2 separate regions of the Homo sapiens genome follow, and region 2 is linked to region 1. A link is a contact called in ENCODE Hi-C or POLR2A ChIA-PET data. All regions are on one chromosome and are shown on one strand. Each heading gives the region's core, a stretch centred on a gene start or an enhancer-like site at or near the end of the contact. The rest is flanking DNA. Distances are from core to core; before and after follow the strand shown. Region 1 overlaps MKKS (MKKS centrosomal shuttling protein). Region 2 overlaps SLX4IP (SLX4 interacting protein).

What was found. A loop is a pair of places that touch in the nucleus more often than their neighbours do. ChIA-PET counts read pairs that join two places held with the same protein, here RNA polymerase II (POLR2A). Pooled maps may share reads with other maps.
Region 2: a map of psoas muscle shows a loop between it and region 1 (3-fold over the local background). The contact joins two enhancer-like sites. A Hi-C loop is called at or near these places in 2 of 168 maps with a recorded cell type or tissue (HepG2 and psoas muscle) and 2 of 50 pooled maps. POLR2A ChIA-PET finds 5 or more read pairs at or near these places in 1 of 52 experiments (GM12878).

What each region holds. Positions count from the first base shown.
Region 1 is chr20:10,415,290-10,421,445 of GRCh38, forward strand. It overlaps MKKS (MKKS centrosomal shuttling protein), which reads right to left. Exons shown (of 6, transcript NM_170784.3): 2 at 5,239-5,469. It overlaps LOC128706665, which reads right to left. Exons shown (of 3, transcript NM_001394148.2): 2 at 5,239-5,469. The coding sequence starts at 5,448. The coding sequence ends at 5,257. LOC128706666 reads right to left here. Exons shown (of 3, transcript NM_001394149.2): 2 at 5,239-5,469. Among named protein-coding and RNA genes, the nearest start is that of MKKS, 16 kb to the right of the region's middle. RefSeq lists an enhancer at 4,009-5,208. Within about 2 kb of position 4,447, at least 3 of the 41 ENCODE cell types and tissues checked have a DNase peak (open chromatin) inside an H3K27ac peak, as active enhancers do.
Region 2 is chr20:10,472,065-10,478,136 of GRCh38, forward strand. The region is part of intron 2 of SLX4IP (SLX4 interacting protein); the gene reads left to right. Among named protein-coding and RNA genes, the nearest start is that of SLX4IP, 40 kb to the left of the region's middle. Within about 2 kb of position 2,592, at least 12 of the 41 ENCODE cell types and tissues checked have a DNase peak (open chromatin) inside an H3K27ac peak, as active enhancers do.

The DNA.
Region 1 (6,156 bases), core at 3,197-5,696:
TCTATTTAGCCTAAAGTACTTCCTAAAAGTAGGCTACAGCATAGTATGGTGATCAGACCAAAACCTTGATTTGAAGATGTGCAAAGAGGTGGGCAGAACAAGGGAATGTTATGCAAATGTTATTTTGGTTACCATTCCCAATTTAGCTAAAGGGCTGTAACCATGGCAACTGGGCCCAAATAAAGGGCAATGATGGTCAGCTTTCTTCCTGTGGTGATAAAGCTATTGTCAACTTTTGTATGGCATGAGGAGGGAAAGAAAAATCTGTTTATTGATGCCAGGAACAGCCAAGGTACTTAAATATTTCAATGGCTATTACAGATTCAGCAAAATCTGAGAAATACATTTAAATGAAACCTCACAAAGTGACTTCTATATGTTAATTTGCACGTTAAAACTTACATACACACCCCACAATAAAAACTATGATTAAGAAAATCGTTTTTCTAGTTAGAACATTTTCAATACTTAATAGTGTCATGTAACTTTTCAAAAACAGAATGCCATGTTGGCACCTCTGTCAGTCTTACAGTAGTGAGACCAGTACACATATCTTTTGGCTAGTATTTCATTAAAATGACAAAGAAATCACTGAAAGTGGTAGTGACTCCCAAATCATTTTAAAGATGCCAAAACTTGTTGACCTGTGGTCACAGGTCTAGACCTGAACAAAAGAAGGTACAAGAAAGAGAAAAGAGAAAAAAAAACCAAACCACTGGGGCTGGTTTATAGAACATGTTTGGAAGTATCAGTTCAGCTCTATTAAAACTCTTTCTTCCTAAACAAGGTGCTCCATAATTCCAAGAGTTACCATTAGACGAATGGTCCTGACTATTCTTGGATGCACGGGCTTGGCAGATGGGTTTTTGTTGTTGTTGCAGTGATGGATAACTTAATTAAAATAACAGTAAAACTTGCATGACTTCTTCTAAATTAAGAGGTGCACTATAAAATATGATTTAAAGAAAATACAAACAGGTGAAAGTTTTTCCTAAAAGCAAATGGAGTTCTTTGGCAAAAAGAATGATTATAGGTATGAGGTAAGAAATACACAAGGTAAGCTGGGGTCCTTTTCTGCCCAAAAGTAAGGATGTTATTAAAGACTACGTGGGTCATATCACAAGGACAAAGGAAAAACAACAACAGGAGTCAACTTGGAGAGGATCCAAAATGGGACAACTTTAGCATTAAAAAAAAACATGACGACAGCAACAGATTAATATAACTGAAATAAATGCAAACCCACAGGTTCATACTAACACCAAAAACAAAAACCCTAAGTGGCTTGAGCACTCATTATTATAAAAACCAATAAAGGGAATTACAGGGATAAAACATTAATCTTGCTTTCCTTGTATAAATGCATTTTGGGGTAACTGAATAGTTGACGATGGAAAGTTGTTCCAGCTAATAAATGGAGAAGGAATGATAGAATTTGAGCAGCATCATTTGGCAACCCCTAATGAAATAGTGCATTAGACCCATATATGGTGGTTGGTAAATTAAGCCTATGGACCATATCCAGACTGCTGCCTGTTTTTGTAAATGAAGTTTTATTGGAAAGCAGCCATGCTCATTAATTTGTGTACTGTGTATGAGTGCTTTTACACTACAACAGAAAGCTGAAGGGTTGGTATAGACACTATATGATCTGCAAAGCCTAAAATATTTACTATCTGATCTTTTATAGAAAAAAAGTTTGCCAATTTCTAGGTTACAGCAATGATAATGAATAGTCGCTAATAATTATTAAGTAAAAGATCACCTGGCCAACATGGTGAAACCCTGTCTCTACTAAAAAAATACAAAAAACTAGTCAGGTGTGGTGGTGGGTGCCTGTAATCCCAGTTACTCGGGAGGTTGAAGCAGGAGAATCACTTCAACCCAGAAGGCAGAGGTTGCAGTGAGCCGACATCACCCAACTGCAGCCTGGGTGACAGAGTGAGACTCCATCTTAAAAAAAAAAAAAAAAAAAATCAAAGGGGAACTTTATAATGGAAAGAAACACTGCTAACTTGCCTGTTAATCTTAGCAACACTGGCTAGACGCAGTGGCTCTTGCCTGTAATCCCATCACTTTGGGAGGCCAAGGCAGGAGGATTGCTTGAGGCCAGAAATTTGAGACCAGCCTGGGCAACACAGCAAGACCCTGGTTCTAAAAATATTTTAGAACTTAGCCAGGTGTGGTGGCGGATGCCTATAGTCCCAGCTACTTGGGATGCTGAGGCTGGAGGATGGCCTGTGCCCAAGAGTTTGAGGCTGCAGTGAGCTATGATATGTTACTGCACTGTAGCCTGGGTGACAAATCAAGGCCTGTGCCCAAGAGTTTGAGGCTGCAGTGAGCTATGATATGCTACTGCTACTGCACTGTAGCCTTCTCTGTAAAAAAAAAAAATCAACATCATCATCAAAAGTGGATCAGACATTATATATGAAACAACATGATTACCTAGGATCTATTCCACAGTACCATCCATGAAGTATTCTTGTTCAAAAAGTAAATTAAAAAAACAAATGAAAGTAGCCTCTTGATATAATTACGAGATTACAGGAAATAGGGGAGAGAAAGAGGAAATTGTTAAATGACAAGATGAGGAAGCAATCAGCCAAACTGAGAATGTGGGAAATTTTTTAAAAGGCAGATTTAGGAGGGGAATTGAAAAGAGATATTATCTATCAAATGCAATACGTAGACCTTGTTTGGATCCTGATTCCAACAAACCACCTGAAAAGATTTTTTATAGACAAATTCAGAAATATAAACATGGCCTTGGGTATCAAATTGTAGGTAAAGAGTCACTGTTAAGTTTTTCTAGGTGATAATGCAAATGTGTTTGTGTATGTGTGTTTATTCTTACTGTTAAAGACACATACAAAAGGACTACATAGTGGAGCTTAAGATTTGATTTAAAATATTCTAGCAGTTCAAAAAACAGAGGAAAAGATGGATAAAAGAAGACTGGCAAAACGCTGTTAACTATTAAAGCTGGTTGTGGCGAAATGCCCTTAACTATTAAAGCTGGTTGTGGCAAAAGGCCATTAACTATTAAAGCCAGTTGATGGATACTTGAGGGCTCAATATACTATCCTCTCTTTATCTTGAGGCATGTATGTAATTTTCCATAATGAAAATAAGAATAGAAAATAAGAGACAAATAAATGCATTCTTTTGATGTACTTCAACTATTCGGAATTTGTGTTTAACTTACTCTAAATCCGGCTCTAACTTTTGCTTACTAAAAGCCTGTTTAAATATCTGCTTCTGCTTGCTTGACTGGAAATGTTAGCCTCTAAAACTTTTAACTATTGCTGCACTGGCATCTAAAATCTCTTACTACATTCACCTAACATTTTAGAGGAGATTCTTTTCTCAGCTCTATTTTTCCTCCAAGAGTATTTCTTTTTGCATGAGAAGAAACTACTTGATTTTCTTCCTCCAAAGTTTGGCCATACCTGGCCTCCAAACTGTTAAGACATCTTTTTGTTCTTTACTTCTTGTCATAAGTACAATATACATACATAATATAATGGTCTTACTAGTCTGAAAGACTATATATATAAAAATCCAGCACCTAATAAATTCTCTAACTCCCTGCTTATATATATTAAAACTCTTCCTATAAATACAAATTTTATATAGAATGTCCTAAAGTTACTCTTTTAAGTTGTTAAGCTTCTATGTTACTACCTGGCTTTTATATTTAATAATTGTCTAATATATTAAGCTATGCTCTTCCACTTCTGCTTATGAACATTTAAAAGTAAAATCTTGATTTAAAATATTGTTGAAACCAGTAATTATACCAAAAGTCAAAATCTCAGACCAAGGCTTATAAATAAGGAAAATCTTACTGAGGTTCTTCTTCCATAAAGAGCAGAACCTTACACTCATCTATCTTATAACAAAACTTAGAGCATATTATTCACCTCAAGGTTAAAAAGTAAATTATAATAGAAAATGCTTTACAATTACAGGGTCACAGTTCTTTATCTGAAACTCCTTGGGCCAGATGAGTTTCATAATTCAGAATTTCTTAGATTTTATAAATACAATATAGTGTATATAACATACATAATCAATATAATCATAATATAGTATAACGCTATATTATAGTAAATCAAACGTGACAAATGCCAATAAAATTTCTGCAGTGAAACTCAATTTTCATATTAAGTGGAATAAAAACAGTGACCTCCCCCATTTATCTATGAGGGATATGTTCCAAGACCACCCAGTGGATGCCTGAAACTACATATAGCACTAAACCCTATATATACTATGTTTTCTTCTTGTACATACATACCTATGATAAAGTTCAATTTATAAATTAGGCACAATACTCCTGTGCTTTGGGTACATTGTGAAGTAAAGTAACAGTTACCTGAACATAAGCGCGGAGATACCACCACAGTTGATCTAACCCAGAGTGCTGCTAAGTGACTAACGAGCAGGTAGACAGACAAGGGAATGACTCACATCCTGCGTGGATGAAGTAGAATATCCCAGGATTTCATCATGCTACTCAGAAAGGTGCATAATTTAAAATTTATGAATTGTTTATTTCTGGAATTTTCTATTTAATATTTTCAGACTAGGGTTGACTGCAGGTAACTGAAACTGCAGAAAGCCAAACTGCGGATAAAGGGAGACAACTGCACTGCAAATTGCCTCATGTCAGTTAAGATCAAGTTTTGCTGTCAAAGGAGTGAGGATAAAATGTTTTGGTTTTGAGAACTTTTTGAATTTTGGAATTATGGATAAGGGACTATAGACCTAAATTATATAACTTCATCCTCTTTATTTCAGTGACTCTCAAAAGTAACAAATTATGGTCAAGCTAAAATAGTTGATGTTAAGAAATGAATACAATTAGTTTTGTATTGTTAAAAAAAAAAGAACACTAATAGAAGAAAATAATCTTGTATAAATTTGGACTTTTGTGATATGTAATGGTAAGGAGTCAGGGGCTCCTTTGCACACATTCATGATCCTGGTGATGCTGCTAGCAAAACTGCTCTTTCCCTTTGCATTCAATTGACTGCCAGGCAAGTGTCAAATGTCTCTGCACAACGAACTTTTCTAGAAACAACTGCAGAATAGTATTTTGCCAGTGGGTCACAATAAAAACAACAGGTAACTTACCAATTTAGGCTTTTCCTTGCCAGAGATCTAAAAGATTGAGTTTCCCATTGTTGGAATGTGCCATATGATTAACCAACCAGATTAAATGGAACTTACCTGAAGATTGCAAGCCTGCTACTTCCCCTGGATTTGGCTCTTCTGAAGATTTGAAAGTCCCAGACTATCTTGCTCAGGAATGTCGTCGTTTTTAGGTATTTGGAAAACAGGGCTGCTTTTGATTCTGTACCACCCCAAATGTATGAGCCCAACTAAAGGGACCATAACAACCAAAACTTTGTAGTCTCTCCACAAGTTCCGAAGGCTCATAGTACTTCAGCATCAGTGTACCTAAGAAAAGGTTACAGTTAGAGGAAAAAAACCACTAAAACCCATAACCTCCCTTTAATTACATTTCTAAATCACTACAAGTAGCATGCTGTACTCTAACAAATGCTGACTGTTAAACATTTTAAATTATAATACATTGCAATGTTAATAAACAAAAAGAGACATGTCATTGACCCAAAGGGAGCAGGCAGTCAGCCTTGGGAAACTTACAGAGCAATACTGACTTTTTGGCAACAATTGCAAAGGAGCAACATTACCTGCTGGAAAAGCTATATGAATCTTTGAAAACACACATGCATGGAGTGTTCTTTAAATATATTAATGTTCTCTGAGCCACAATAGAGTAAGAGCCTTTTTTTAAATTATATTTTTTAAAAATTATAATTACAGGCTGAGGGTGGTGGCTCACGCCTGTATTCCCAGCACTTTGGGAGGCTGAGGCAGGCAGATTGCCTGAGGTCAGGAGTTCGAGACCAGCCTAGCCAACACAGTGAAACATCGTTTCTACTAAAAGTATTAGTCGGATATGGTGGCGCATGCCTGTAATCCTAGCTACTCTGGAGGCTGAGTCAGGAGACTTGCTTGAACTTGGGAGGTGGAGGTTGCAGTGAGCCAAGATCATGCCACTGCACTAGGCAACAGAATGAGACTCCATCACAAAAAAAAAAAAAAAAAAATTACATTTAG
Region 2 (6,072 bases), core at 1,342-3,841, 55 kb after region 1:
AGGAGCAGCGTACCTCCAGAGGAGGGAAGGGATTGTTGGTGGCCATCTTTGGAAATTGTTTAGTGTAGTTTTCTTATTTGTTTATTATAGTTTTCTTATCTATTAAATGAGATGTTGAATTAGGGAGTTTCTAAGGGCCTGTCAAACTCTACATTTCCGTAATACTATACTTTTTTTTTTTTTTGAGATGGAGTCTGGCTCTGTCGCCCAGGCTCGAGTGCAGTGGCACGATCTCGGCTTACTGCAACCTGTGCCTCCCAGGTTCACGCTATTCTCCTGCCTTAGCCTCCCGAGTAGCTGGGACTACAGTCGCCTGCCACCACGCCCGGCTAATTTTTTGTATTTTTAGTAGAGACAGAGTTTCACAGTGTTAGCCAGGATGGTCTTGATCTCCTGACCTCGTGATCTGCGTGCCTTGGACTCCCAAAGTGCTGGGATTACAGACGTGAACCACCATGCCCGGCCTGGTAATACTATACATTTTTATTTAAGGGATTTTTGTGTGCATGGTATAATGGAAATAATTTGGCCTTTGGAGGCAGAAAGGCCTGGGTTTGAACCAGGGCCTTAAGATTGACCAGCACCTTGGGAAGTGACTTGAGTCTTTCTGAGCTTTTGTACACATCTGTTAAATAATAGGGTTAATTAAATAGGATTAATGTTAACTCACTTCTATAATAATTGTCCATCTTAGCACAGAGTCACGACCCAGAAGGTGTTAGCACCCATCCCTTTTCCCTTCTTTGTTACCTGATACAGGCCTTTTAAAGCCAACAATAGTTAAAGATATTCATTGAGGTTTTTTTGTTTTGTTTTGTTTCATTCAAGTATAAAAATGTTTAGGTGTTTAATTGTGTTTTGCAGATGCTGGCTTATTTTTCTAAGACCAGGAGTTCAAACAAAACTGTTAAGTTTGTTTATCTGTTTTGTTGTTATAAATTGTCCTTAGAACATTGTTGCTATTAAGAAAGCAGGCTTAAAAATAACTTAATTTGAAAAATGCATTTTGGTCTGTGAACAGCTGAGTTATTTGGCATTCTAGTAACTTTTGTCTGGAAGAAAAAAATAGCTGTGGGGCATGGCCAGCATTCGGTCTGGCTGTTATACGCTGTGGTGGTACTTAGCTTGTGAACCAGGCCTGATAGGTGAGACTGGGCATGCACTTCTACTCACAGGCTAAATGGTTGAAACCACTGGGGTCAGAAAGCTCAGCAACTAAGGGCAGTAGGAGAAAAGAAAATCTCTGTTGTCTCTAAAGCACTGGTTCTCAGTGTATTCCCTGGACCAGCAGCATTAGTATCTCCCACAGTCATTGCAGTGATTTTATTGTACTGGTTATTGAGAGGGTTAAATAAAAGGATTCGTATAAAGTGTTTAGCACAGTACCAAGTAACCATTTTAGTAAGTGTTAGGCATTATTAGTAATATTCATCTTCATTGTCATAAATATTGATAATCATTGTGGTTAATATTTTTCTGCCAGAGTGTGTCTTGAAGCAGCTTATTCTGCAATTCTTCTTAAAACTGCCAGAGTTCTGTTTCTTTTTTTTTTTTTTGAGACAGAGTCTCACTGTGTCACCCAGGCTGGAATGCAGTGGTGTAATCACGGCTCACTGCAACCTTCACCTCCCAGGTTCAAGCAATTCTCCTGCCTCAGCCTCCCAAGTAGCTGGGATTACAGGCGCCTGCCACCACGCCTGGCTAATTTTTAAAAAATGTTTAGTAGAGACGGGGTTTCACCATGTTGGCCCGGCTGGTTGGTCTTCTTTTTTTTTTTGAAAGGAGTCTTGCTCTGTCGCCCAGGCTAGAGTGTGGTGGCGTGATCTTGGCTCACTGCAACCTCCGCCTCATGGGTTCAGGCGATTCTCCTGCTTCAGCCTTCCAAGTAGCTGGGATTACAGACACACGCCACCATGCCTGGCTAATTTTTGTATTTTTAGTAGAGATGGGATTTCACCATGTTGGCCAGACTGGTCTCAAACTCCTGACCTCAGATGACCCACCTGCCTCAGCATTCCAAAGTGCTGGGATTACAGGCGTGAGCCACGGTGCTCGGCCTCAGGCTGGTCTTGAACTCCTGACCTGAGGTGATCCATCCTCCTTGGCCTCCCAAAGTGCTGGGTTTACAGGCATGAGCCACCATTCCTGGCCAAAGCTGCCTGAGTTCTGATTAGTTCTTTTTAAAAGCTTATGAATGGTGTGCTGGTCTAACAATATTTCAAGTTGTCAAGTAAGAAGGAGCTTCTTACAAAAGCCCATCGTTCTGAACAAGATATTCTTCAGTCCAAAATAATATTGAGAGATCACATAACACAGCTATGCAGATATATTCTAAGCCCTAACTTCGTGGGAGTCATTAATGCCATTTAATGAGGCCCCATACAATGTCTGAACTCTGGAGTTTGCTTTTAAGAGCCATTCTTTCCTAGACCCCCTTCCCTTCTTTACTTTAGGTATTGATGTCCTCCATTTACATCTCTGTGGAGTTTTTTCCTTTTTCTTTTTTCCCCCGCTCCCATTTGTGGTCAAATAAGGATCATGGTTAACCCCAGAAGGAAGGCCAGATGGGCCTTGGGGGCCTGGGCTGGGGCTGGAGCCTCTCCACTTCCGCCGGCCGCCTTGTTCACTTCCTTTTTTTCCCTCCCTTACCACTATGTTGCAGCCAAACTTCCGAAGTGAAAAGCAGTTTATTCCATCTAATCGGGGCTGCTGAATCAGAGGTGTTGGGGGTGTTCCCTGGGATGATGCTGCCCTTTGGCCACTGATCTCTGTATCATAGCTTACCTCGGCCTCCCTCTGGCGCCACCATCCAGGACTGGAAGCATTTGCTTTTCCTCAGGGAGCCGTGGGTTCAGGCCATGGGTGGTGAGAGAGTCTCATCTTCTCCAGCTTCCTGGTCCTCAGACTTGAGTAACACTCCTTATCCTCTGTCTGTTGCCTTCTTTGGGCAAGCACGTGGAGCCGCTCAAGTAAAGCTGCTCTTCATTGGGAATATTATCTGCCAAGGCTAAGCCAGGATCCCTAGAGAGCATCCAAGTCAGGGCTTTCAGCAGAGTTCCCTGGAAGCACTGCATTCTGTGGAGGGCCAGAGCCAGATCCCTGTCTCTGCTCCAGCCGACAGCTCGGCCACCATCAGTTTGGTGTATTGAGGTCATGCATAGAATTTAACATTGAAAAACATCCTTGTTCAGCTCCTTCAGTGATGAGATGAGAATCCCTGGGGAGTGGAAAGTGAGGATCTCAGAAGTTGCCCAAGGGAACTTAGTGTCTTATTTAGAGTCATAATAACTAGCTTAGACTAGCGTAACTGCTAGTCAAGGCTCTTTGGAAGGAAGTAACACCCACGCAAACTACTAGAACTTGAAATGGGCAGTTTATGATAAGGGAGTGTGACTGTCTCAGCATACTGGCATCAGTGTGCTATTGAGCTGGTGAGGGCCTGGAGGTAGCTTCAGGTTGCCCATGGCCCTGAGGCAGCTTCACTGTGGGCCTCTCTTTGAGAAGTGGGATTCTGGTCTTTGCATCTTCCTTGTTATTCTCCCTCTGCTGGCCTCTCTCTGCTCCTTTGTTCATGTTGCAGAAGATAGTGGCTCCTCACCTCCCAAGTGACATATCCTACAAAACTGCTGCACTTTCTGCCCCAATAGCAAACTTCTGGAGGTGAATTTGGGCAGATGTCCACTTTTGCTTCATCGATTGTGGCACGGGGCAGTGTCACATGGTAAATACATGGCTGCCCATGCCCACCCTTGAGCATGACAGCTGTCAGAAAGAGGGGCATAGATTCCCCCAGAAGTTACATGATAGTACTTTACAATTTAGAGACTTTGCTGGAAAGTTTCTTTTTGGCAGTCTCATAGACAGGCCTTTTTACAGAACATAGTAATGAGCACTTACAGTTTGTAGAGAGGCCTCGGGGGCATCCAAGAGGTAGCTGGAATAATCTGACCCTTGAGAAGCTTCTCTTGGTTCCTGGGGATGACGATGGTCATAATTAACTGCTTTACTTACAACTTGGCAATGTGTTTTATTATCGGTGTGCATTTTGAAGTGTTTTAAGGTTTTTCACATCCCTCACTGTGTGTGTGTGTGTATATATATATCTGTTATGATAATTAAACCAAATATTGTAAAAGTCAAGAAAAGTGTCAAAGAGGATGTCATTCTACTAAACTTTTTTGAATGGCTACTCTTTGATGATCTTGTGAGTTGGGAGAGGACCCAACCTTCAGTAGCATGAATCTGGTCTTAAATCTTAAATTTTGAAGCACTGAATGCATTGCAAAGTGTCCCATAGTCATCTATGAGTGTGCATATTTGCTTTTGACTCAGCATTCCATTTGTACTTCCTCCACAACAAAAAATGCATTGTAGCTTTAGTATTTTTAATTGTCACCAAGTAGTACTGCTAGCCATTGTGCAAAGTCTACCAACAGCTGATAAAATGATTACATTTTTAAAGGTTGCTGGATGGAATCAGATGTTGCTGTATCAGTTCCTATGCCGCGTGTGTCTGTTTCACTTCCCATAATGACTGATTCTCCACCTGCCATGACAGTGCATTCTTGATCTGCTGCGCCCTCCTTGGGTTGGGGACTGGAATATTTATTTTTAGGAAAAGTTAAAATTATCCAGAGAAGGGTGCTTTCTGTAAAATTTACATGAATCAGCCTCTTATTGCAGAGATCATGGGAGATGTGTGTGTGTGTAGATAAAAAAAACTCAATGGAAAAATGTAAAACTGTTAAAGGGAAGGAATATAATGAACATTGTTTTACCCATCACTATCTTTAACATTGTGGGCACTTTTAAATTAACTAGTATTCAAACTAAATGTGTGTTTAATAAAAGTGAATGGTACTACATAACATTAATGCTTTTGCAGTTAAGCTAGATTTTCCAAATTTCAGCAAAACCAAGAGTCTTAGCTCCTTCCTTCAGTCTTCAGTTTAAATTCTAAGAAATATTATTCGAAGTTTAAGAGGTCTTATTAGGGCATTAATGTGGGTTTTCCCGTATCAAGAGCAGACACAGGTTTTTGGTGTCTTAGGTTCTAAAGATACCAGTGTTCCTTAGATTTCTGACCTGACTGTGAAGGGAATTCTCTTTTTTTTTTGAGACGGAGTTTCGCTCTTTTAGTGGCATGATTTCGGCTCACTGCAACCTCCGCCTCCTGGGTTCAAGTGATTCTTCTGCCTCAGCCTCCTGAGTAGCTGGGTTACAGGTATGCACCACCACGCCTGGCTAATTTTTGTATTTTTAGTAGAGACGGGATTTCACCATGTTGGTCAGGCTGGTCTCAAACTCTTGACCTCATGATCTGCTCACGTTGGCCTCCCAAAGTGCTAGGATTACAGGCATGAGCTGATTTTTTGTGTTTTTAGTAGAAATGGGGTTTAACCATGTTAGCCAGGCTGGTCTTGAACTCCTGACCTCAGGTGATCCGCTTGCCTCTGCCTCCCAAAGTGCTGGGATTACAGGCGTGAGCCACCGTGCCCGGCCGAAGGGAATTCTTGTTAGGCTATTGCACAGTTGTCAGATGGACCTGACTGCTTCTCATCTCTAGGATCTTGGTTCCTTCTCTCCAATATGGGGATAATAAGTGTCAATCTTCATGGGGTTGTTACATAAAAGGTTTCTAACACAATGCCTGGCAACTGGTAAGCATTTACCAAATAAATAAGCCTTAGCTTAATTAGTAATCAAAGATACCAGCTGGGAAACATATCTATTTTAAGATTATATAGGCTCCTTCTCATCCTCTTTGGGCATTTTATTTCAGCTGCTTAAGATGTGAAATCTGTGTGTTGTGGTGTTCCTTGTTACAATCTCCCTTTTTTTTTTTTTTTTTGAAACGGAGTCTTGCTCTATCGCCCATGCTGGAGTGGGAGTGGCGTGATCTTGGCTCACTGCAACCTCCGCTTCCCAGGTTCAAGCAATTCTCCTGCCTCAGCCTCCAGAGTAGCTGGGACTACAGGTGCACTCTGCCACGCCTGGCTAATTTTTTGTATTTTAGTAGAGATGGGGTTTCACCGTGTTGCCCAGGCTGGTCTTGAACTCCTGAGCTCAGGC